Linked DNA regions of Mus musculus: regions 1, 3 and 4 are each linked to region 2. The links are chromatin contacts, found by Hi-C or POLR2A ChIA-PET in ENCODE. All regions are on one chromosome and are shown on one strand. Each heading gives the region's core, a stretch centred on a gene start or an enhancer-like site at or near the end of the contact. The rest is flanking DNA. Distances are from core to core; before and after follow the strand shown. Region 1 holds the start of Rps9 (ribosomal protein S9). Region 2 holds the start of Fiz1 (Flt3 interacting zinc finger protein 1). Region 3 holds the start of Zfp787 (zinc finger protein 787). Region 4 holds the start of Peg3 (paternally expressed 3).

Region 1 (6,852 bases), core at 2,150-4,649, 1.3 Mb after region 2:
CAACCACCCTTAAGGAGATCTGACACCCTCTTCTGGTCAACTACAGTGTACTAATTTATGATAAATCTTAAAAAGCTGACTTGATTTCTCAAGGACTGAAATGTAGAAGTAGCAAGCAGCTGTCCTTCAGTTGCTCTTGCTCTCATTTCTCAGTTCAAACCGCGTATCTGCAAATCTTCCTGTCTGACTCAAGCTTCTCGGCAAGGGAAATAGAGAATGAGGAAGCCAGCTTCGCTCCTGCCCAGGACAACACAAAGCTTTAGATAGGGAAGTTCTCAAGCAGCCCTAGGCAAACATCTCACTAGCTTATCTCCTGCTCAGCAAAACCACATCTTGAGGCAGATGACTTACAAGAGCCACCCTAGAAGTATTCAAAGCAATCTCACTAGAGACTGGCTCCAAATGGCTTGCTTTCCACTGTATCACAGTGCAGATAACATGTCTCCCTTCTTGGGAACATTTACCAAAATAGGTTAGTTGGACAGTAGCACAGCCTATGTGTAGTGGAGCAGTTGCACTCACTACAGAGGCACACCAATAAACCAAGTATCAATTCTTTTTTATTTTTCAGCTGGAAAACTAGACAATCCTCCAGTTCAGCCAAGTATTAATTAATCCTCTTCCTCATCATCACCAGCTCCAGCCCCGCCCTGGCCTTTCTTGGCATTCTTCCTCTTCACTCGGCCTGGACGGCCGCCGCCATAAGGAGAACGGAGGGAGAAGTCGATGTGCTTCTGAGAGTCCAGGCGAACAATGAAGGATGGGATGTTCACCACCTGCTTGCGGACCCTGGACAGGAAGAACAGAATAAGGGGACAAAGTGAGGCTGAACCATTTGGTCCTGCCCTTTGACTCAAGCAGGCTCACAGGCACTCCTGACCTCAGACTCAGTAACTTGGAAGGAAAACAAGAGTGCCCATACTAATGCTTTGATTTGCTTCCTGTCCACATTGTAATGCCATGTGGTCTCAAACCACCTCAGACAAGAGTACATCTCTGCCCATAAACGAAAGCTGGTGAGAAAGAAATCTGAGACTTCACTCTGTATAGCTGTCATGATTGGTGCTCATTTACAGAAGGGTTAACGAGCATGCAATTTCATTTACCCCAGTCACTTCAGACAGGTGCATTCTCAACTGGCAAATTAACAAGTAGAAATATAGCAATGAAGGCCTAGATTGTACCTCCACAGACAGCTTTGTCACCTCAACATTGACTCCAATCTCCCTCCAGGGGGGGTGGCACCAAGAGCTGTTACCTGTCCAGCTGCTTGAGTGCCTGGCAGACACCTTCACAAGGTGTACGGCTTGAGCCGCAGTGACCCTTGCGCTGGGCTATGGGGAAACAAGGCTGTCCCCAGTCCCCCATAAGCTGTTTGCAGGGCACGATTCTGAACCCTCAAGGGTAAGCTCACATCTGTCAGCTCCAAAGGCTGCACAGGAGATAGAATGGCAACTTAGCTAACGAAACCAACGGCACAAGTAGGGAAATAAAGATTTACAGGCCCAGCTGCAACTCACCTAATGTGACGTTGGCGGATGAGCACACGGGCATGGTGAATAGATTTGGCCAGGCCCAGCTTAAAGACCTGGGTCTGCAGCCGCCTCTCCAAGAAATCCTCAATCTTCAGGCCCAGGATGTAATCCAGCTTCATCTTGCCCTCGTCCAGCACCCCAATGCGAACAAGCCGCCGCAGGAGAGCATTGCCTGTGACAGGGGGAGCAGCAGCCAATGAGGCCCGACCTCAGACTTCCCCAGTCTCTGAGTAGAGGACTACAGCTTTCACTCATTTTTGTAGGGAGCTCTGGTGCCTGATAACTTTTCTTCCCAGAGCCCTAGGCTTGAGACCCTGACATGGCCACTGTGCCACCCTTTCACCAACAGGCATCACGCAGGCTTACAGTTTTTCATCCAGCCTTTAAGCCTAAGATTAAGAGCTCTAATGCTCAACTTTAAAAACAATTTTCATTTTCACAACATGAAAAGCTAGGGCTAACAGTTCAAAGGCAATCTGAGCTACACAGTACCATCAGGCCAACAATATATACACAAACAGCACACATTTATTCCTCAGACTACTCTCCCAGGAGTTAAATGAACTGTGTATGTAGGCCCAGTCACCTATAAGAAACCCTAAGTATGGAATATAAATATGTTAAAATATAGGCTCAACCTGGATTAACATTGTATAAACGCTACCCAGATGCAAATGCAAAAATACGTCCCCCGGATGGAAAAATAATCATTACTCCTCTTACACCACATGAAACTAAATAAAACATCCAGTATTAAGACAGAAAAAGCATTAGTGCAACTCCCATTGTCTTTGGCCTCCATTTGTCCAATGCAGACAGAACTAGATTCTAGAAACTCAAAAAGAATCCTTGTGGTGTGATTGGGGGGCGGGTGGGGGGGTGTCGCAGAGAGGAAACTGGGAAGAGAAATAACATTTGAAATGTAAATAAAATAACCAATAAGAATCCTTGTGACACATACCCAGCACTTCTGAATTTCTGGCAGTTTATGGCAAGACTGACTTACATTTGAGTTCCAGGCCAATCTACACCAAGACCCTGTCTCAATCCCCACTAGCCCAACTTGTTCAGTCACATCTCCCACGCCCTAAAACACTCAGCAACCACCACTCCTTCGAAAATAGGCTCATACACACCTTCAAACAGACGCCGGGGATCCTTCTCGTCTAGCGTCAACAGCTCCCGGGCCGCCTTACGGATCTTGGCCAGGGTAAACTTGACCCTCCAAACCTCACGTTTGTTCCGGAGTCCATACTCTCCTGCACGTGGTTGGGAGGAGACCGCGGGGCAAGAGCCATGGGTTACTACATGTGCATGGCGACTAGAGAACACAAAACTAAACTGCAATCCTCTGGCGCCACACAGGATGCTCCAGAACGAGCACGTGGGAGACAGACATCATGGCTACCTAACTCTTCCCGGATCCGCAATTCGAAATTCTACTTTGGCCACTCACCAATCAACTTTAGCTCCTGGTCGAGACGCGACTTCTCGAAGGGTCTCCGTGGGGTCACATAGGTTTTGCGACAAACCCAGCTTCTGGCGACCGGCATGTTGACCTCGCTAGGCCGGCTGCGCCTGCGCAGTAAAGTGTCGTTTTAAAAAATAATCTTGTGGCGCATGTGCAGCAAAACCCCGCTAGGGACACGGCGACACCAACTCGGCTCTCAGAGAAATCCGCCTTAGAAAACTTGAAAATGGGATTGTTCCACAACCGTGTTGTAACTTCCAGCCACCTTCGCCCCACCCTCTTACTCAGCATGTTCATGAAGATTCGAATGGCTCCGTTACCTTACACCATCAACCCCTAAAAGGCGAACTCAACAATCAGAACACTCACCTACGAACTCAGGCCCGAGACAAAGAGAGACAAGGCGGTTGGACCGAGGTCTTATAGTAACGTCGCCTTGTAGTGACGTCATCACGCACCGCTCGCGACTACGCCAATCAGAAGCAGGAAAGCCATAGAGACGAGCAGGCCGGCTAGAGCGGCGCTTCGCTGGGCCGACTTGCCAGTGAGGTGGTTAGGCGATTAAAGGGCTATGGTGACATTTGGTTAATCCAAGAATTAACGAGGCTGCCCCTTCCAGGGCTAAAGCATTGATTGAGTAACCACAGTTGTCACTTTTTGTTTCAACAAAAACTCTTGGTAAAAACTTACAGGGAATTAAGGGCAGCAGCCAAGGTTCCCCACCACTGTCTCAATCTCATGGCAGTGCCCTTGCCCTTAAAAGTACTCGGGTTTGTTTGGAGAGATGGCTCAGCGGTTAAGAGCACTGATTGCTCCTCCAAAGGTCCTGAAAATCCCAGCAACCCCATGGTGGGTCACAACCATCTGTAATGAGATCTGACCACCTACAGTGTATTTAGATATAATAGATAAATAAATCTTCTTTTAAAAGTGCTAAGATTTTAGGTGTGAGCCACAAAATACAATAATAAAAAATACAAACATTATGAAAATAGTATAAATATGTCGTGCTGGGCTTATTTTAATATTGAAATACACATCTTGTGCTGGTTTGTCTTGACAGCTTGACACAAACCTAGACATGTGGAAAGAGGAACTCATTTAAGAAAGTGCCTCCATCATCTTGGCCTATAGGCAAGTCTCTCCTAATCTATTTATTGTTTTGATGCAGGGTTTCCTATCAAATGACTATGAATTCCAGATCCTTCTGTCTATACCTCCCAAATGCTGGAATTACAATCCGCTTTCATGCAACTGATATGTTTGTTTGTTGAGACAGGGTCTTTCCTCTTATTCCTGGCTGTCCTGGAGCTTCCTATTCAAACTCACAGAGTTCTGCCTGGCTCTGTCTCCCAAGTACTGGGATTAAAGACATGCACTACCACAGCCAGCTTTGTGTATATCTGATATTTTATAACTATTTTTTATTTAAGGGAAATGGGGTCTATGAGTCCTGGCTATCCTGGAACTATGAACTATGTAGCCAGGCTGGCCTCAAACTCATAGACATGTCCTTGCCTCTGTCCTTGAATAGTAGGAGGATAGGCCTGTACCACTAGGCCTAGCTCAGATATTTTTTATTTTAAACAGTGTGATTGGTAAGAATTTACACTTGCGCGGGGCAGTCTTTAATCCCAGCACTTGGGAGGCAGAGGCAGGTGGATTTCTGAGTTCAGGGCTACCCTGGTCTACAGAGTGAGTTCCAGGGCTATACAGAGAAACCCTGTCTTGGAAAAAAAAAAAAATTTGCACTTGCATTTGTATACTCAAAAGGCATCTTGTTCATTTAGTCTGGGAGGACAGATTGGTAGACAAGGAGACAGATTAGCTTACTTTCTGGGTCAAACATTTGCTTTCTAAATTTTTTTTTTGTTGTTTTTTGTTTGTTTGTTTGTTTGTTTTTTCCGAGACAGGGTTTCTCTGTATAGGCCTGGCTGTCCTGGAACTCACTCTGTAGACCAGGCTGGCCTCGAACTCAGAAATCCGCCTGCCTCTGCCTCCAGAGTGCTGGGATTAAAGGCGTGCACCACCACGCCCGGCTGCTTTTTAATTTTTAAAAATGATTTATTTAATGTGTACAAGTATTTTTCCTGCCTATATCCACACAAATACTCCATGTGTGTACCTAGGACCTTCAAAGGTCATAAGGGGTTAGATACCCAAAGACTGGAGTTGTGAGCCCTGTTTGTGCTGTGAACAAAACTCAGGTACTGGGGCTGGCAAGATGGCTCAGTGGTTAAGAGCACTGACTCTTCCTGAGTTCAAATCACAGCAACCACATGGTGGCTCACAACCACTAGTAATGAGATCTGGCACAGTCTTCTGGTTCGTCTGAAGACAGCTACCGTGTAGTAATAAATCTTTGGCCTGGAGCAAGCAGAGTTGACCAGAGCAAGCAGAGGTCCTAAAAATTCAATTCCAAACAACCACATGAAGGCTCACAACCATCTGTTCAGCTACAGTGTACCCATATACATAAAATGATTTTTAAAAAAAAATCAAAAAAACAAACAAACAAAAACAAAACCCTCAGGTCCTATGCAAGAACACCGAGCCACCTCTCCAGCCCATATTTGTTGATTTGAGACAGGCCCTGCTGGCCTGTAACTTGCCATGTAGACCAGGCTAGCCTTGATCTCAGAAATTCCCCTGCCTTCACCTGAACACTGGGATTAATGGTATAAACCACCACACCAAGTTAATTTTTTTAAAAACTACATATATGTCTGTGTGAGTATGTACACCTGAGTGTAGTTGTGTTTAGAGGGCAGAATAGGGCACCAAATTCCCTGAAGATGGAGTTGCAAACACATAGGAGCTGTCCTCTGTGTTGGGAACTGAACTCAGCCCCTTTGGAAAACCTCAACTGCTGAGCCTCTACAACCCCACAAATGTAGCCCAGGCAGGTCTCACACTCATGATCTTCCTGCCTTTGCCTCTTCCGCATATCTTTCTGGACTGGTTTACACCACCACAAGCAGCTCATGCAACAGTTCTAGTTATAACCTTTACATCACATATCTAAAATGGTTTGTAGTAATCTCAAAGGAACCAATAAGATGGCTCAGCCCTTAAAGATCCTTGATGGCAAGCCTGATAACCTGAGTTCGTTCCCTGAGACCCACAAGGTAAAAAGAGAACAGGCTCTCTCAAATTGTCCTCTGACCTCCTCCTAAGTTCCATGGCACACGCATGCTTACATACATACACAGGTATACTTACAATAAATAAACGCCATATCTTCAAGGCAACCCTTAGTGCAATGAAAAGAGGCAGATTCCTGAATCACAAAGACCAGGTATAATGGCCCAGGCCCAGTTTTGTGACCCTGGTCAAGTCATTTCCCATTCCCTTTTCTCATCTGAATACAGGAATGAGAGCCCCACATTTCAAGGATTGTTGTAAGGACTCAAAATACAAACATTTATTCAACAAATTTATTAGAACTGCAGGAACCTAAGCCCCGCAAGAAACACAAAAGCCAAACAAAAGCAGTCTCCATGCTCAACAAGCACAATTTGGAAACAAAATAAAGAACAACACAGGTAGTAATCGCCTTAAAACAGGAAAAACAAAACCAAAAAACAAACAGAAAGGATGTAGTGTTCAAAACCCTGGAATCGGAACAAACCAGGCAGAGCAGGAGAGCGCAAGCCTCCGTGCAGAGATGAGCTGGGGTGACCATTGAAGAGGGTTCTTGCCACACACAGTCTCCAGCTCACTGCAGGCTGGCCCACTGCAGGGATGTGTAGACCACCTTCCCATCAGGCTGAGGGGAGCAGAGCAGCAGGGTCTTCCTGACACTGGTTCCCAGGCGGCCTGCAGAGACCAGGTCCTGAAGTGGGA
Region 2 (6,039 bases), core at 2,279-4,778:
AAGTAGGCTCCTTTCCTTCAGGACTCTCCTCCTGTACCCCTTCTTGAACAGGGATGCCCTCGTCGTCGTCCCACAGCGGTTGGGTTCTTGGGTTTGGGGGGCACAGGCGCACAGGCATCCCCACAAGCTCTGGGTGTTTGCGTTTGTAATGGCGCCGGAGAGTATTGGCCTCGGTGAAGCGCACCCTACATGAGGGACATTGGTAAGGTCGCTCACCAGAGTGGATGCGGTGGTGATGTGCGAGCTCCCCTGCCTCTCGGAAACGGCGAGGGCAGAGCACACAACGGAAGGGCCTAAGGCCAGCATGGATGTTACAATGGCGCCGCAAGTGGCTGGACCGTTTGAAGGTCTTGCCGCAATCTTTGCACACGTGTGGCTTCAATTCTGAGTGTGAGATGCTGTGGCGCTCCAGGTCAGAGAGGTAGGGGAAGGCTCTCAGGCACACGGGACAGAAGTGCGGAGCCCTCTTGGAACCAGAGCCCTGGGGCCCATCTGCTGCTGACCCTTCAGGAACTGTATAAGGAACACCCTGATCATCGATCAACAGAAGATCGCTGCTGCCACCGCTGTCCACTGGTGCTGTCAACGGGGTTTCCTGCTCTGATCTGGGGGGACGGCCCCTCTTTCGAGGGAGGGAGGACTTGAGAGTCCGATTGGAGGTGGTGGCTCCCCCTGGAGGTCGGCCTCGGCGCCCCCGGGGAACAGGAGGCAGTAAGGCCAGAGGTTTTTCTTCCTCCCCAGACAAAGTTGAAGGCAACGGGTCTGAGCTGGGGTTGTCCATTGAGAAGTGGGGAGCTCGAGTCTGGGTACTGGAGCCGGCTAAGAGAAGAGAGGGGGCGGTGTCAGTGTGGTGAGGGTCTAAGCCCCCGTGTACCCCAGTATCTCACCTATTCCTTCTAAAGACTTTTGAGATCCATATAAGACATTCTGTATAAGTTAGTAAGACATGCTGACTGCCCTCCACCAAAGGGTGTCCCATAACTTCTTAACCTTTGGATCTAGTTTTTCTTTCATGGAGGTTAAATAAGAATCCCCCTCTCCCACCAGGGTTCTATGTTTGAGTGTTTGGATCCATTAGTGGAACTGTTTGGGAAGGATTAGGAGGTGTGGCCTTGATGTGGTAGGTGTGGCCTTATGGAGTAGTGTTTCACTAGGTGTGAACTTTGAGGTTTCGAAATCCCACACCAAGCCAGTCTCCTCCTCCCTCAAACCTATGGATCAGATGTCAGCTCTTAGCTACTGTTCCAGCACCATGTCAGCCTGTTGGTCACCATTCTCCCAACCAAGATAGATGATCACGGACTAACCCTCTGAAAAATATAAGCATGCCTCCAATTAAAACGCTTTCTTTATACGTTGCTATGGTCATAGTTTTTCATTACATCAACATAACTACAAAAAGCCTTTAAAGTCAAAACAAGCCAAAAATAAATAAATTTTTGAAAAAATCCAGCTAAGAATGTAGGCCTTGAAACAGCCCATCAAATTCTGGGTCACAAAGGTCTCAAAAGGCTCCTGCTCCCCACAGAGATGGGGGGGCATGAAGAGAGACAAGTCCTAGCCAAAAGCTATTGATTTGTGAAAGATATATATGAAAGTTGCTAAGAGTCTGGGCTTTGAAGTCATATACCCAGAAATCAAATGCTGAGTCTGTCCCTTCCTTTGTGTGACCTTAGCCAAGATCCTTACTTCTCTGAGCTTATTTGTGTCTTTTGTAAGATGGAAATCGGGGATTTTTGTTTATTGGTTTGTTTGATTGGTTTTACCTACTAACCCAGACATGCTGTGAACATAAGAGCCAGCACTACAGCACTGGTCGTTGAGCCTCACAGCAATCCTCTGAGGGAACATTTTCAAAGGGTTTCATTTGGATCCAGTTTGGCCAACAATCACCATGTGATTCTACAAGTGGCTTTGCCTGAGTCTGTTTCCTTCTCTATAAAGTCAATATACCAAGGTTGTTGGGAGAATCGACAGGAATGAGGAAGCTTCAAAAATGTCCTTAGTGCACAGTCTAGAAAATAGAAAGCTCCAGGACTTTCCCCAGTGCCCACAAGATCCCAGGATAGTAGGAATTGAGTGTACTTGGGGTCAAAGGTCAAAGGTGCAGCTAGCAGCAGATTCTGTCGGGGGACCCTGCACCCCTCTTTTTATTATTTTATTGTTTGGTTGGTTTAAAGTTTTGTGTGTGGTGTTGGCTATCCTAATCAGGGCCTCACACATACTGGGCCTGAGCTACACCCCCAAAACTTGCACCCCCTTTTAATATGCACATAGCATGAGGTCCACACAGAAGCAACTTGTCCAGGATCATATGGTTCGCACGATGAGGAAGCCTGGACAAGAAGCTGAGTTTCTGAAACATACCTATGAAGTGACAGAGTGGCTCTTCGACCCTCTCCCACCCACAAGTCCGGTACGACGCGTGCCTGTCAGGCGCGAGTGGCCCAGCCCGCAAGCGGGGCGGGCCCTCAGGGTACGGTGGCCAATGAGCGGCGCGGGGACATTGGTGGCAGGGGCTGCCAGAAGGGGGTCTGCGCGCGCGAGCCCAGACCGCTCGGCGGGGCGCGAGGTCGACGTGCGCAGGAGAGAGCAAAGAAGCTGGGAACAGGTGCCGGGTGCGCGCTTATGCGCGCGCGCCGGGACCACCCTCTTTCCCCCATCCCCCCCACCCGGGCCCCCCGCCTCTGGGTACCTCATTTGCATGCTGCCTGGGCTCGCGTGTGTACGCGCGCGCGCGCCGGGGGCGACGGGCCGAAGCGTGGGAAGGGGCGGGAGAGAGGGGGCCCAGCCCCTAGGCGGCGGCGGGGCGGGGGTGTGGGAGGTAGCAGAGCGTGAGCTGGACCCCGCCCCTCGGCACGGAAGCCGGGGGCCCCTCCCTCCCTTCCCTGCTGCCAGCGCCCGCGGGGAACAAAGAGGATGCCCTGGGTCCCAAGGCCCCGACACGCTAGCAACAAATGCGCCTGCGTATCAGGCGCCTTCGTGTGCCCAGTGACAACGCACAAAAATCCCCAACCACCTGCAAAAATGCCTTTCCTCCCACGAAGCCTTCCCAACCCGGTGACCCAATCAAATACAGGTACCGGATAGATGAGAAGCGGGAAATGGCTGCTAAGTGCCCCTAATTAATATGGCGCCCATCAGCTTCAAAGAGCCATGGAGTTAAAGTAGTAAAATGGTGCTTGGTGTTTCCTAACTCTGAACAAGTTTGACCACTTGGATTTTTCTCCCTCTTCCCGCATCCTTCCCAGCAGAAGTCAAAGACTAGAAAAAAAAAGCAATCTTATCTAAACACATCTATGTTAACTCTTTGTAACCGCACCGTGGGCTACGAAATGCTGCACGCTGAGAGTATTGCCCTTAGTCTATATGGCGCCGCGGGTAACTTAGGCCCCGCCCCTGCCCTGCCCTCAACAAAGATGGCGCTAGCCTAGCTTCTTTAACCTCCGCGGCTGGAAATAGGAAAGGAAAACACAGAAGGGCGGGGCGGGGGCGGGATAGAGAAGCCAAGAAGGAGGGGTAAAGGGGGGTTGGGGGGGCGTAGAAGAGAGCTGAGGCGGAAGTCGAGAGGCCCCTCAGGTGGAAGTGACGCTGACCCCGCTACCCAAAATGTCGGCGCCCAGAGGGAGGTGTAAGTAATTAAACAGGAAAGCGGACAGACTTTCCCGGCCCCCCGGAGGCCTGCCTGGTCTCCAGGACCTCCGCAACGCAAAAGCAAGGTGGTCTTGCCTAGTTCCTGGGCCGCTTGACCTGCCCCCGACTCGGGCGCCCGAGACTGCACCTTGTAGGGGCAGGGAGAGGGGTACAAAGGGCCAGTTTTCCGGGCCTTGTTCGCAAGATCGAGCAGGGGTGGGGGTGGGGGCCGGCTGCACCAGACACCGTAGGGCGCAGGAGGGGCGGAGCTTAAGGTGGTCGGGGCGGGGCAGAACTGGAGGAGTAGCTTGTTGAGGCGTGGCTTATAGTTGGAGGGGAGGGGTTTCAAGAAAGTGTGGAGACTGGTTAGAAAATGGAGAGGTTTATATAAAGTGGGGCCTAGCAAAGAGGCGTGAATCTCATGAAATGGGGGAAAGGGCCTTGGTTGAAAAATTGAAGAAACTTCGTAAGATGAGGGGAAAACTGGGGTCCAGTAAGACAACAGAGGCCCAGAGTATGTTGTGTGAAGTTTGCCTGAGGTGTGACTTAAAGAAAAGCTTACCTTGACAAGGGGGTGGGGGTGGGGGCATTAGCGGGGCGGTGGTTGCGCACGCCTTTAATCCCAGCACTTGGGAGGCAGAGGCAAGCGAATTTCTGAGTTCGAGGCCAGCCTGGTCTACAAAGTGAGTTCCAGGACTGCCAGGGCTATACAGAGAAACCCTGTCTCGAAAAAAAAAAAAAAGAAAGAAAGAAAGAAAAAACAACAAGACAAGACGGGGGGCGGGGGGGGGGGCAGCGATCTAGGTGTGCAATTTGGAAAGTTTTAGTGGAACTATCAGGTTTTTATCACGAAGGTAAAAATGCTTGGGGGGGGGGCTTGGCGGCAAGCTAAGAATATAATAGCGAAGTAGAGGTGATTATAGAAAAATGTGACTTATTTGAAGGAGAAGTTAGGTGGGATTTGGAAGCAAGTCTCAGTGAAGATTTAACTTAGAAAAGTCAAGTTAACTAAGAAGCATATGAGAATAAAGAAACTAAGAGGAACTTGGTCAAACTGCTCAGTTACGTCTTTCCTGTGCCTCGGCTTTCCTAAGTGCGTTGTACAGCTTGCTACAGTTTTACTTAGCTCACACCATCACTGTATGAAGGAAACACTGGCATTCCCATTTCATTGGTAAAAAGGTTTTGTTTCTGAAACTACAGAACTAGTGTGAGCTCCCTAGAAGCACGAGGTGAAGGCACTTGTTTAAAAGAGAATCAAGAGCTTAGGGAAGAGAGGGAGGGGCTTGAAAGAGGCAGCCCACGCCCAAGCAACAGTAGGAGGGCCTTAGTCTGTAGTGCGCAGGCTTGGAGAGGATTGAGGGAGAGCTTGAGAACACCTTTTGAAGAAAACAACGTGGACGTGGCTAGGAAGGTTAGAGAACGAGGAGGCTTTGTAAAGAGTGGGAAAATTTTAAAGGGTAGTGGTTGCAGCTCGGTGGTGGGGGTGGCTTAGCACTTTGAGAGTCTACCTGGGCCAACTGCTTCTGAGCCAAGAGAGCCGAGGGAAGGGATGGCCAATGGAGAGGTGACTCTTACTGGTGTCTCTTTTGTACTCCAGAGAAAGCCCCAAGCCACCTCCGGACCTTCCGTCATGGAAGACTCCTCGCTGCCTGTGGTTCCTGCCCCCATCGCTGCTCCAGGACCAGCACCATCTGCCACTGCGCCTCGGGTCCCCTTTCACTGTAGCGAATGTGGCAAGAGTTTCCGTTACCGATCAGACCTGAGGCGCCACTTTGCTCGACACACGGCTCTCAAGCCCCACGCATGTCCTCGATGCGGTAAGGGCTTCAAGCATAGCTTCAACTTGGCTAACCACCTGCGCTCACACACTGGTGAACGACCCTACCGATGCTCTGCCTGCCCTAAGGGATTCCGAGACTCCACTGGCCTGCTGCACCACCAGGTGAGTCCGGGGAGCCACATGTGGCTCAGACACTGGGACTCCATTCCACTCAGGGAAAGGCAGCTAGTGATGGCCCTGGCTAGTAAATTTGCCCCGCAGCCGTGTGTTTACACCATCTTGAAAATATGTTAGTGTACACCCAATAGGTCCATGTACACCCACCTCCTTTATTCTACAATGATCAATTTCCCCTACATGGAACACAGGCCTTCAAGGGAACTCAACGAGGCCTACAAATGATCAGGCACCAGGTAGAGGTTAAAGAAAGCAGTTTCTGCCAGGCAGTGGTGGCACACGCCTTTAATCCCAGGCAGAGGCAGGCGGATTTCTGAGTTCAAGGCCAGCCTGGTTTACAGAGTGAGTTCCAAGACAGCCAGGGCTATGCAGAGAAACCCTGTCTCAGAAAAAAAAAAAAAAGAAAGAAAAGAAAGAAAGAAAGAAAAAGAGAGAGAGAGAAAGAA
Region 3 (6,071 bases), core at 1,631-4,130, 1.1 Mb before region 2:
ACCAGCAAGGCCAAAAGAATGCCAGGCAGGCATATCTGTTTCCTAAGCTCATTGGCTCGGAAGTAGCCTATGACATTTCTGCTCTAGCTTATTGGTCAGAACCAAACACGAGACCACATTTAGATGCCTAGAGATGCTTAGATGCCCTTGGGTGTGAAGAAACACCAGGGAATAATTTGGCATAGTTGCATGTAAAAGAAGAGCCAGTCTTAGCAATCACTGAGCTATGTGTGGAAAACTGTTATGGTCAAGATCAATTACCAAACTGGAGAGATGGCTCAGCAGTTAAGAGTGCTTGGTCCTCCTGCAGGGGGCCTGGGTTTGGATCCTGGCAGCTATGCTGGGCACCTTAAAAGCACCTGCAACCCCAGCTGCAAGGGAATCTAATACCTCTCGCCTCTTCCGGTACTGCATCCATGTGCATACTTTGGCATACATGCATGCCCATAAATTATTTTAAAAATGTAAAAAAAAGATTGACGACCAATTTGAGGGGATCTAGATGGATCTAGACAAGCCTCCAACATACTGTGGGAGATATTTAGATTAGGGTAACTGAGATAGAAAGACCCACATTACCTATGGGTGGCACTGCTCCATGGGCTGGGGTTTCTGGAGAGCTGAGTGCCAGCATTCACCCGTCTGTTTCCTGACTGTGGTTGCAATGCCATGATGGACGGGATCTTCAAACTGTGCGTTCAAGTAAATCCTTTCCCCTTAATTGGCTCTGGTCAGGCATTCTGCTGCAGCAAAGAGGAGAAGTAACTTATTACAGAAATAGCCTAGGAATTGGCTGCGTGGGTAATAGTCTTTAACTTTGCTTTAGATTGAAATCGGGAAGAGTCAGCAAGCTCATAAAATTCATATGGATCATAGAACTCAGAGAGTTACAAGATTCAATAGCTATGGCCAGGAAAATGGCTCAGGTAGTAGAGTGTACTTGCTGCCAAGCTTGACAACCGGAGTTAGACTCCCAAGACTCACATGATAGAAGAGGACCAACCAACTCCTGATAGCTGTTCTCTGACCTTACATGCACATGCATGGACACACACACACACACACACACACACACACAGTGCCTGCAAACCCCAGAAATGGAAAAAAAAATAATCCCACACAAATCAGATACAAAAAGTGACTTGAGGATAGCTGGCTGGAGTTAGAGAAGGAGTACACCCTGAGCATCACGGTGGAGTCATAGTGGGAAAGGAGATAAGGAGATAGGAGGGGCAAAACAGAATTGCACATTTACTAGAGTTTAAACAAAAACAAAAACAAAAAAAGATAAAGTTTGGAGAGACAAGAGAAAGCCTGGGGTGCCCAGAGCCTTGGTTCCTTGTAGTTGTCACTGAAAGTGGCACAAAGCTGTTCCCGTTAGGGTTTCGTGGGTACTAGGTGAGTGTGTACCCCTGAGCCTTTGAGGCTCACCATGGAGAAAATATGTATCTTCAGATTACTTGGTTTAGCATTCTAAGAATTCCTCTGTGTGGCCCAGGACTCGGGATGGAACAGTAACTACCGTGGCTGTGTCTGATGCTGCCAGTTTGCCTTTTAGTTTTGTTAGCTTTGAGCCAGGAAGGGATAGTTAATTTTTTTTTTTTTTTTTTTTTTTACTGTCCTCCGTTTACTCTTTACCTTTGGGGCCATTTTAATACCCCTGCTGTGGGTTCGCCTTTAGCCTTTTGATCAGTTACAAGCAGCCTGTGATCTTTATCACCCGTTGAAAGGTCCTGGCTGGTTTATCTTTAATCTAACCACGGAAGTCCAGCGCTTGAACATGAATTACAGGCAGTTTGGACATTTTCCATTACAGGGCTCAGCATAGGCCTCCTCTTGAATTTTCTAACTCTCTACACATCCTTAACAGTCTGCTGAGCAAAGACTTCTGGAGCACCTTGCTAAGGAGATGGCTATGCTTTCCATTTTCTTAGCTTGTCCTCAGGTGTCATGTATCGTTTTGCCTGTGGGCTTTGCTTCTTTAGGCTGCCCAGGATTTTCTCTGGTGCAGGAGGAGTTTGTTTAAAAAGTCCATCCCTTACTTAGTCCAAGTGTCAGCAGCACCTGACGCCTGCTTTTGTAAAGGTAGTTACGTGATGATGATACCATTTGTCTCAGAGAAGCTGACATTGACTTTCAAGTTTCAAATTGTGCCTTGGAAGCAGATATCTGTAGAGGGTCCTTTCATTCCTTTTCTTCATCATCAGCATCCTCCAAACTGTGATGGACCTTTCTTCTAGGAGAGTAATAAGTCATAAACACTTAATTTGGAGCCCTACTCTGAAGGTTCGAGGTCATTCTTGCTATGTCACTTAGTAAGGTAATGTGACCTCTGGTTCTCTGCAAAACAGGCCGATTTCAAGATGAGGTCGTCCCAAAATGCAACCCGCACCGGAGGCTCGAGCGGAAACATTTTGGGGAAAAACTCCAGATCTCGTGAACCGAATTTTTTCTTGAGACCGGCGTTGGCCTGGAAGCGCCCCGGGGCGGAAGGGGTTACGATGATAGAGACGACAGGAGGACTGGAGTAGTGGGAGCGTCGCCGCGGGCAGCTCACCGCGCAGGCGCGAGCGACGAGGCTGGGTTGGGGGCCGCCCCGACACCCGGAAGTGTGCGCCTAACGGGTCGAGCCCAGCCTTCTGTCCGGGGAGGGGGCGGGGCCCGAGCCCCTCGGAGCGAGGCGCCATAGAGCAAAACGGAGGACCTGGGTCCTAGATAATTCCGGAAGTAGCGTCCCGAGGCGCCTTTCCGTACCATAGAGCCGGAGGGGGTAGCGGTCAGGGGTCCTGGAGCTCCTCTGCCTAGAGTGGCGAGGTAGCGGTGGCGGCCTGGGAGGGGGAGGAGAGGGAGAGGCGCGAGCGGAAGCGGCCGGGAAGGTCACTTCCGGCCTGGGCGCCCGTCCCCCTGACCCCAGGGTCTGAGTCGCCGCTGCCGCCGCTGCCACCATCCGCGAGGCAGGCGAGAGGAAGAGTGCGGCGTGACGGCCCCGGGGCCGCGGAGGTGAGGGCGGCCGCGGGCTCAGGGGGGCGTGCGCCGAGTGGCTGGGATGAGAGCGCGTCGGGAAGCTGGGCTTCGGACGGGGGTGGGTGGGGAGGCGGGAGGGCGAGCGCGGCAGAGCGGACTAGTGCGCGTGCGTGTCGTGTTAGGGGTGTGTGTGGGGGGGGTGGGCGTGAGCGGGCGCGCGGCCGGGGAGTTCGCGCGCGCGCGCGGGAGAGATTGGCGCCGCGGCCTGGGACAATGCGCGTGCGCTACTCCGGCGGCAGTGCTGGGCCGGCAGGCACCTGGGTTATCCAACCGGTGGGGTCCGGGCCACCCGGACTGGACTTGCAGCCGGTCATGGCCGGAAGTGCCAGGGACTTGTTGCGGGGGCGAGGCTTGATGTGGGGAGAGACCCCGCCGCCTGGATTGGGCTGACCGGAAACGGCGGCCCATGGTCAGTCTCGGCCCAAGTTCTCCCAAGTCCTCTCCTTCCTCAAATCGAGTCGCCTGGCCCGTTGCTGCCTCGGGGGCCATGCGCTGGCCTTTGATCCAGCGAGTAATTACGGGATGCAGGTGGCGGGAGGCTCATTCATCTATTTCCCCCGCGCGTGCTGACCGGCGGCAGGAAACACGTCCTGGGAGGGGAAGCGCCAGGCCAAGGTCAGCACCGTGTGGGTCGTCCTGGGCCGCCTGGACTGTTGCCTTCCTCCCCTGGGCGGACACAGGGCTGGGTCCAGCGCGGAGCCCCGCCCCTTAGCAGACCTCCCGCCTCCACCTCCAATCTGTACAAGAGTTAGGTCATAGGGTGACCCCCAAGCCCCGGGAATGTGTGCCCCAGCACTTACAAAAGGTCAGTCGGAAAAGTGATCCACAGACGAAGAAGTGAGTGGGGAGTGAACTGACACCTGTCTTAACACCAGGATAGGAAAATGAACATGAACTGGGGTTGGAAAGCAGGAGCTGAGACCTGACCCAGGACGACCTTAGGCGTTATTGCCCAGGTCGTTATTAAAAACGCAGACCTGATGGGTTCCCCCAACCCCTTAATTTCTGATTCAGGCTCCATGTTTGGCGTTGTTGAGAATCTAGCTGAGATCTGGCCTCTGCTCTGGGGAAAGCTTTAAGCCTCTTGGGTCAAGTGCAGGTAACTTTCCCCTCCTGCTTCTCTGGAGTCACTGAGTGCTGTGCTGCCATGGCCCAGAGAACTTTCACATTAGATTCTGACTTGGTTTATCTCATGTGTTCTCCATCTGAGCAGAGAAGGGTATATCCTCAGGCTTGGCCCATGGTGAAATTCAAGAATGATTTGCAGCTACTGGGAATATTGCCCACGAGCTCTGAAGCTCAATTCCTCGCTTCAGCTCCTAAGTTCTGCAGCCATAGATAAGAAATTTCATGCCATTCCTCACGAGGACACAATAGAGGTGTTAAAGTGATACACCCAGAGCAAGGGTTTTCATACTTTTGCTTTCAGGCAAAAGTTCAAAAAGTCTCTGGAGCCAGCTCCTGAGTTCCAATTTTGGCTCGTTTATGGTTCCGTGACCTTGGATGTGTCACTTCCCCCTTTCCCAGGCTGTTTCCACTACTTAATTGTTACACTGTTACAGTTCCCTGACTATGCCCAGTCCATCAAGACTACAAACTCCACTAACCCCAGGGCATTGAATTTCACTGGTGGGGATGTGGGTTGGAGGGCTGTTCTCAAGGTTTCCATGGGCCAGGCCTGCTGGTGGGTGACACTGGCCAACTTGACAAGGCTCTTGTAGTTCTTGTTTTGCAGTAGCTTAGGACAATAGGGAGATATGCCAGAGTGTCCCTGAGCGTTTTAGGCCCTACAGGACGTGGATGCTGAGTCTTGGACAAGGGGACCCTGAGACTTATGGGAGATGGCAGAATGTATAGAGCTCAAGGCCATCAGTAACTCTGTAGTCACTAATGGGCACCCATAGCTCTGTGGGTCCCAGACACACTTCACAGACTTTCCAAACCCACATTGTCATCCTCTGACTGACTAGGGATGCACCAGGTGTTGGGCCTCCATATTTAGGAGAGACTGAACATTTGATGACTTGCTTTGAGAGGTTGGCAGGCACCTGCTACAGAGTTCTCTTGACACCCTGGGACAGAAGTGGTCACCTTAGTTTTGGCAAGATAGGACACCTACTTGCTGGTACTTGTGTGCCCTAGGCCGTAAAGTAGTTTCAGGATACAGTATGTGTAGCTTTGTGATTGTAGTGCCACCCCTTTAGTTCTGTTGGGCATGCTGGATCTGGGGTTACAGCCCTATTCTTAAGTGCTAGCCATTGGGTTGGGCTCCTGGTTCCCTATTCCGTGGGTAAAATGTTAGGAGACTGCATACAGGGCTGCTGGCTGGAAGACTCTTGAGACCTGGCCGCATTATAGAAGACCTATAGTAGGATGATTTGGAATAGGATAAGCAGAGTAGAATAAGCGGAGGTGACTAATACTGGTGGCTGGAATGGGTAGGGAGACTTGAGATCTGTGCCAACTGTAGTGGAGGCCTCACTAGCCAGCAGGACGAGTGCAAGCTGAGCTGTTATGACCTTGAGGTAGATCCTAGCCCCTGTCCAAGTGGGCTGGGTGACCCTGTTGCCACTGTGCTTTTCCTATTCTGTCTCTGCCTTGGCCTCTCCCTTTGGGCTCCCAGAACAGTGGCTTCTCTCCTGTTCCTGGTGTGGAGTGCCTGCCTTACAGGGGATAATGCTGGGGACTAGATGCTCATCAGATAAAATCTCAGCCTCAAAGCTAAGGGCAAGGCTGCTGAGAGCATAAGTTTGGGTTTGTGTGCAGGATCAGTTGGTCAGGGCAGAGTATAGTTCCTACTCTCCTTTGAGGACTCAGTCTTCTGGAAATTCCTTGTGATGCTTGGGGGAGGGAAACCCATAGGAGCTTAAACTCAGCCAACAGAAGCAGATGTTAATTGGGAGCAAATGCCGGTGTCCAGAGAGGAAGTCTGGCCTACCCAAGTTTGACTTCGTGTTTGCTCTGTGGCTGTAAGACTTTGTATTAGCCCCTCAGCTGTCTAGCCCTTGGCTTTCTCGTCTCTGAAACAGGTATAGCAGTGATAGTGT
Region 4 (6,348 bases), core at 24-2,523, 1.7 Mb before region 2:
GCAGAGTACATTCTTAGTCATAAGAAAAGATGCTCCGTAAATACCCCTGTAATTAGTCTTTCACACACCTGTGCTTATTCCCTTAAATTTCTTGGCAGTGAAATGGTTCCATCAATAGTACATTAACAAACTTTTAATAATTCATCGATTTTACTGCCAGGGAAGAAATACCATTTATCTGCCAAGGAAATTCATGGGCACAGAGAATAAAGCCAAAATCATCTTTCTGTAGTCTGTTCTCCCCTCCCCCATTCCTTTTCCTAGAGGTAACCAGTTAAAAATTTTTTTTTTGCAAATTGTTCCAGAAGCTTTGCCCACATTTGTATATTTTTTAACAAAGAAATAAATGAGAGAGAAAGAAAGAGAGAAAGAAAAAAAAAACCACTTACCATTTCGTTTCTACAAACTTCGGCAACGGGTTTTATTTCATTGGGATCTATTCCGATCCAGGTCCTTTATGGCAGCGATACCTCCGTTATTTTTCCTGGTGACATAGGAATGTCTTCTATCAGAGGCAGGCTTGGTAATCTACCTGCTTGCTCTCCTCGCAATTTCTTGCTATTCTATGCAGTGGATTCACGCAATGATGGTTGACCACATGCGATTCAGCGCGCTGCCATAAACCGCCTTCACCCGGTATCTCAGGTTGGCGTTTCGCTATGCAGACAGTCAGGTCAAGATTCTTCCAGCCATTTGCATTGTCCTGTGACTTGCGGTCTCTTTTGCCCCCTTTTTTGCTTTGCTTTTGTCCTTCCCTTGTTGGTTTCCAATAGCTCTTCGTTTATTAAGGAAATTAGCTTAGTGCTTGGGTGTTGCAGGCAGAAAAGTCCTTTCTTCCACCTTTATCGTTCGTGGTTAGACCTCAACGTATGTGTTTCTGTCTCGATTTTTCATGGTTTTTCTTTTTTCCCGATTTTAGACAAATATATGCTTGTCGTTTTTCCCTCTCTCTCTTCTCAGGTTTTGCATTGGGGCATCATTAGTAGGTATTTCTGATTCACCCCGATTTCTTTTGGGGGGGCTGCATCCCTTCACACCCACATCCCATCCCCCTTTTCCAGACTCTGCTTGGGGGCCCCTAACACTGACTCCGTTGACGTCAACTCCGTGCCTTGGCGCCAAGCTGTTGCCTTGACAACAGCAGTCTGATTGGCAGGGTGTGGGAGGCGTGGTGAGGGCCCAAAGCGGGGAATGGGGTCTTGGATTGGTTAGAGAGGAAGCTCCGCCTCTGCAGAGGACCCTGACAAGGAGGTGTCCCGCAGCCCTTGCTGCAGACGCTGGGGAGTCAGGAGTCGCGGGAGGACGAGCATCGGAGGAGAAGCGGAGAGATGTCCACCCTGGGCTGGTGGCGCCGCCGGGCGCCCGGTTCAGTGTGGGTGCACTAGACTGCCGACCCTGGTCGGGGTGTGTGCGTAGAGTGCTGTGCTCCGGGAGGTGAGTCAGCCGGCCACCTGGCTGCTCTGCAGCATGCACCCTCTTAGATACCGTCTGCAGAGTTCAGATGGTGTTTGGGGTGCGTTGCCGCGGGCCAGGGGCGGCAGACCATATCACGGCTCCCAAGGGTAACTGACAAGGCTGCAGACTGCGCCTTCGGGAAGGGGGAATCACCACGGAGCGGCCGTGTTGCCGCAGGGATGCCATTTAGGTGACAGGGATTTAAAGAGGTATTCTATAGGTCCAGGCCTCGGAGCCTCAGGGTCCCGCGATCTTAGGGTCTTAGGGCTTTAGGTGTGAACCACCCAGAATCCCGGGAGAATCCAGGCTCCCTGTCTCATCTGCGTGGCCAGCCACGCAGATGATGCAGAAGTCCTGTTACAAGACCACCACAGTGGACATCAGAGTGCCGTCTCTGAGCAACCTCTTCTGTGGTTTCATTTTCTTTGCTCAGCAAAGTCTAAGGGCTATGCGGTTAACCCGATCGCCAGGTCGTCTGGCTGGCAGGGTCTTCGCAATCTAGCCATCTACCGCTAAGCGCGGCACTGTTCTTGGGGGCGGGTCTTGTTTTGCCGCAGTGGCGGTGGGCGGGGCTGAGGGCAGCTTAGGGGCGGGACTAAAGCAGAAGCTGTGAGATACTTTTCGGCTCCACCCAGTTGGCGCCATCTTGGAGGGTGGAGACAGGTTTGCTGCACAGGCTTATCCTGATTGGCTGCCTATGGTGGGGGCGGGGCCATGGCGGACTCAGCAGGCCCAGCCCGCTTGGCGCCATCTTGAAATGACCGCGGATTTGCCGCGCAGGCGCCGCTTTAGCATCAGATAAAGAGACTAAAAGGCCGAAGTGGCTTGAGTCTATGGGGTGCTAGCTCCTCTGGCTCTTCCTTTGCTAGTTGGCAGTAAAGATGCACCCCAGTTGTCGGCTTATCTGACTGGCCGAGTGGCCTAGACCCTCACTCAGTCTTAGTTTGCCGCACGAATGCTGCCATCTCGCGGCCTTCCATTTAAAGGATGGAACGGCAGGCTCAAACAATCCATTTTTCTGTGGCTAGATTTTGGTTGCAGAGCCTCAAATTGACATCAAGTGACGGGTCTTTTGACCCTGGACTGTATCTGGCTCCATTTATGAGGAGCACTGTGGGGTTTATGAAGAGTTAAAAAGTGTCGCCCGGTTGTCTGGAGGGAGAGGCTATCGTCCTGAGTGACTGACAGACAACAGGACCTTGTTCACCTTTGCTGGTTATACCCGCGCCACAGACAGAAACTGTAATAGGTGCCATCATGAGTGACAGCCCAGATGGCTGCAGGAGGTGGGCTTTAGGGAGGGGTTATTATTCTGAATGACAAGGCCTCATAGCTCCGCCCATCCTGGCGCCATCTTTCCTGGCCAAGGGCGGGGCTTCGATGCTCTGCAGGTATCTTGAATGACAGCTGGACGGGCATGCTGCATAGAGGCGGGCTATAAGGAGGGGCTTTATAATCCTGAGTCACCACAAAGCCCCACCTACCCTGACGCCATCTTTGCTGGCTGATGGTGAAGAAGGGAGTGGCAGGGCGGGGCTATGAAGAGTGGCTGCTGATATAGTGAGGCACAATCTTGAATGACAGCCCATCCGGCTTCAGGGGGTGGGCCTGAGGGTGGGGCTCAGGCCTTGATTGACGTGGCCACACAGCTTTATGGGCCTGTGAAGTTCTCAGCGGGTGTCATCTTGAGTGACAGCTGGATGTGTTTGCGGCAAGAGGCGGGTCAGGAGGAGGGGCTCTCTGGTCTTGAGTGCTCACAGAGCCCCGCCCAATTTGGCGCCATCTTTGCCAGCAATAGCTGGCCGCGCTAACCTTTATGGTGCAGACGCCATCTTGAATGACAGGCTGGCTGGGGGTGGGATCTGAGGGAGGAGCTTTCTTGTCATGATTGATTGGAAACCAGTTCCACCCACCTTGGCGTCATCTGTTTGCCATACATGGTGTGTCTGAAGTGATCACTGAAGGTGCCATTTTGATTGACAGCTGGACTGGCTGGCTGCAAGAGGCAGGCTAGAGAGAGGATTTATGGTCCTGAGTGCTAAGCTGTCTTGCAAGGGGCAAGCCCTAGGAAGGGGTTATTATCCTGACTGATGGTACAACTCACCCCTGTCTATCCTTAGCGTCACCACTGTTGGCCATGGGGAGGCGGTGTCTGAAGTAAGGGTGTCATCTTGAATGACTGCAGGACTGGCCGGCTGAAAGAAGCTAGCCAAAGGGGTGTGGTCTCTCTCATTCAGAATGAGCAGGGAGCTCTGCCCACCTGACGCCATCTTTGCTGACGTTTCTGGTGCAGTAGCCATCTTGAATGACAGCTTGTTTTGCTGCAGAAGGAGGGCCAGAGGGCGGAGCTCTGATCTGGACTACAGAACCCTGCCCACCTGGGCGCCATCTTTACTTGTCATGGTTGGGGGTTGTTGTCTAGTGTTTTTTTGCACTGCTGTCACCTTGAGTAATAGCTGGAGTGGCCACTAGAGGCAGGCAAGAGGGAAGGAAAGAATCTCTGGTCCAAGGGACGATACAGCCCTGTTCACCATGGCATTATTTTTTATGTCTCTGTCATTTATGGCGCATGAGCAATCTTGAATGACAGCTGGGTTGGCTGCAGGGGCAGGGCCGAGGGAGGAGCTCTTTCTGAGTGACTGGGCCACAGAAGTCCGCCGGCCCTGTCGCTATCTTTGTTGGTCACAAGGGGGCGTCTGGTATTCATTCCGCCAGTGTCATTTTGAATGACAAGTGGGCTTGCTGCAGGAGGCGGCCCGAAGGAGGGGCTCTCTGGTACTGACTGCAGTACCCTCCTCCCTCTGGCGCCATCTTTGTTGGCCACAAGGGGGCATCTGGTATTATCTGTGCAGGTGTCATCTTGAATGACAACAGGACCTCGCTTCAGGATTCGATTCCTGATTGAACTGGTCCTCCACCTTCATTGGCGCCATCTTTGTTGGCCACAAGGGGGTGTCTGAATTTTTCACTGTGGATGTGTCACCTGCAGGCAGCAGGTCTGAAGAAGAGGCTGGCTTTTTATTAGTGACAGTTACAGAGCCCTGTTTCATCTTGGTAGTGGGACCTTAGGTGTTTTATCTTAGGTACTGGCAGATGTCAGGGGCTACAGTGCCTCCATCTTACATCCACACATAGGTGACTGGAGCCAATATTTTCATACGGGGGCACCAGAAGGGACTCACCCAATTGCCCAGCTCAGAATCCTGGGAAAGGGGTGTGGTTATGTGAATCACTGGCAACACCCAGAAGATTGTTAAAGCCACTAGAAGGCTACTTTGACTATCAGAGTATTTTAAGTCTCTCCCTGGTCATTTGTTTCCCTCTAGTTTTCACCTGCAATATGTTTCCTTGCACTTATAGGATAGGTGATGTCATATGGTTAATTAATAACCAGTTGGGTTCTTGGGTTCATTACTTAATCCAGAATCCCCTGAAGTTACCAAGAGACCCCAGGAAGGTCTTCAGTGCTCTTCATATAATTAGAGTCCAGGGTACATCATGTGTCTTGGGAATAATTGATTACCGAGGGCATTTTCTGGGTGGTATCCTGGACACATTTGATGTCTGCCTTTGTAGGGGGAAAAAAGTGGTTGCTTCCCACCCAAAGAACACTGTAATTGTGAAATAAATTGGGTGCTTCATGTTTTCTTTCTTCTCCATAGCCCTACCTTCTTGATCTTCTATCCTTTTTGGAGACAACTGGCAAGAGGAAGACTAGGTCCTCCAACAGCTAGGTGGCTGGTCCAGGTGAGTGATACACCTCAGAGTACCACACCCATCTTTGAAGTTTCCTCTTCTCTTCCTCACACTGACATTTTCGTGATGCACATATATGTTACACAACTACAAGAACACCATTTGTACTTTCTGAGAATATACATACCTGTCTGGTGGGTAATGAATTTGCTAGGATTTGTCCCCTTAGTCTTATTCCATCATTTCCAGTCTCCTATTTTTCCCCTGACACTCAGGTGCTCCTTCAGGCTTCCTGTTTGCCTTTTGTTGGGCAACTAAGAAGCAGGAGAAACTCTATTTACCTGCAACAACCTAGTATATGCTTTGTACCACATACCAGGGATACCATCTCAACTGAGAAAAGAAGTATTTTCATGGAGTATTATGGGAGAATTAAAATGTATAAAATACGATTGTATGGTTTATTTCCTTGAAAGTACACATTTGCATGGAGAAACTAACTTAATCTGGGAGAGACGCCTCCCTGAGGTACTTGGGAATCTTAAAGCTGAGCTCTGAAGGATTATAAATGGTATGTTTCATGGGGAGAATAAATTGGTCAGAGGGCTCAAAGATGTTCCTGAGGGATGCGGAGAGTGAAGCTGAAAACCCAGGATGCCTAGAACAAGAGAAGAGATGGATTACAACTGACTGAGGACAGAAAAGGTAAGTTTGAGGGCTTCATCATGATAGGCCTTAAAATCAATGGTAAGTATTTGGGCTTAACCGGAAGTACATGGGAAGCCACTGAGACGTTTGCATCACAAAAATGACATGAAGATCACGTGCACATTTGTAGAAATCATCTGGCTTCAAGGTGCAGAGGGCAGGGTAGGCACACCTGGTGTGGGGAGACCACCTTAAGTTTGGGTGAGAGGTGGTTTGGCTTAGAGCCCCAGCACTGGAAGACATGAAGGGGGCATGTTGGAGTATTGCCAAGGAGGGAGACCTCACAGAACTTGCTCCCTCTTTTACTAGTTTGCTGACTGATTCAGACCAGACATGATGAATCACATGATGAGGAGAAGTGAGCAGAATATCCAAATGTTGTCCATTTGTTCAATCCATCCGCAAGTGTTGATACTCAGCCTATTTGGGACAGACTCATGCCAGACTCTGGCACTTCAGAAGTGAGTGGTATAATCCCTACTGAATGAG

The links. Hi-C counts contacts between places; a loop is a spot of excess contacts on that map. ChIA-PET counts read pairs that join two places held with the same protein, here RNA polymerase II (POLR2A).
Region 1: a loop to region 2 is called in a map of T-helper 17 cell, with 4 times the contacts of the local background. The contact joins the promoter of Rps9 here to the promoter of Fiz1 in region 2. A Hi-C loop is called at or near these places in 1 of 37 maps with a recorded cell type or tissue (T-helper 17 cell). POLR2A ChIA-PET finds 5 or more read pairs at or near these places in 2 of 5 experiments (Patski and embryonic stem cell).
Region 3: a map of T-helper 17 cell shows a loop between it and region 2 (3-fold over the local background). The contact joins the promoter of Zfp787 here to the promoter of Fiz1 in region 2. A Hi-C loop is called at or near these places in 2 of 37 maps with a recorded cell type or tissue (T-helper 17 cell and v-Abl transformed pro-B cells). POLR2A ChIA-PET finds 5 or more read pairs at or near these places in 1 of 5 experiments (embryonic stem cell).
Region 4: POLR2A ChIA-PET joins it to region 2 with 14 read pairs in embryonic stem cell. The contact joins the promoter of Peg3 here to the promoter of Fiz1 in region 2. POLR2A ChIA-PET finds 5 or more read pairs at or near these places in 3 of 5 experiments (Patski and embryonic stem cell).

The regions. Positions count from the first base shown.
Region 1 is chr7:3,700,588-3,707,439 of GRCm38, reverse strand. Rps9 (ribosomal protein S9) reads right to left here and starts at 3,399. Exons shown (of 5, transcript NM_029767.2): 1 at 3,376-3,399; 2 at 2,992-3,113; 3 at 2,672-2,794; 4 at 1,521-1,707; 5 at 543-789. The coding sequence starts at 3,088. The coding sequence ends at 612. It overlaps Tsen34 (tRNA splicing endonuclease subunit 34), which reads right to left. Exons shown (of 5, transcript NM_001164204.1): 5 at 6,405-6,852. The coding sequence ends at 6,725.
Region 2 is chr7:5,012,217-5,018,255 of GRCm38, reverse strand. It overlaps Fiz1 (Flt3 interacting zinc finger protein 1), which reads left to right and starts at 3,528. Exons shown (of 3, transcript NM_001110329.1): 1 at 3,528-3,631; 2 at 5,234-5,578. The coding sequence starts at 5,267. It overlaps Zfp524 (zinc finger protein 524), which reads right to left and starts at 2,748. Exons shown (of 2, transcript NM_025324.2): 1 at 2,696-2,748; 2 at 1-819. The coding sequence starts at 781.
Region 3 is chr7:6,152,774-6,158,844 of GRCm38, reverse strand. Zfp787 (zinc finger protein 787) reads left to right here and starts at 2,880. Exons shown (of 3, transcript NM_001013012.2): 1 at 2,880-3,000. It overlaps Gm36371 (a long non-coding RNA gene), which reads right to left and starts at 1,626. Exons shown (of 2, transcript XR_391130.2): 1 at 580-1,626.
Region 4 is chr7:6,725,344-6,731,691 of GRCm38, reverse strand. Peg3 (paternally expressed 3) reads left to right here and starts at 1,273. Exons shown (of 9, transcript NM_008817.2): 1 at 1,273-1,434; 2 at 5,118-5,202. Usp29 (ubiquitin specific peptidase 29) reads right to left here and starts at 1,109. Exons shown (of 8, transcript NM_001360502.1): 1 at 390-1,109.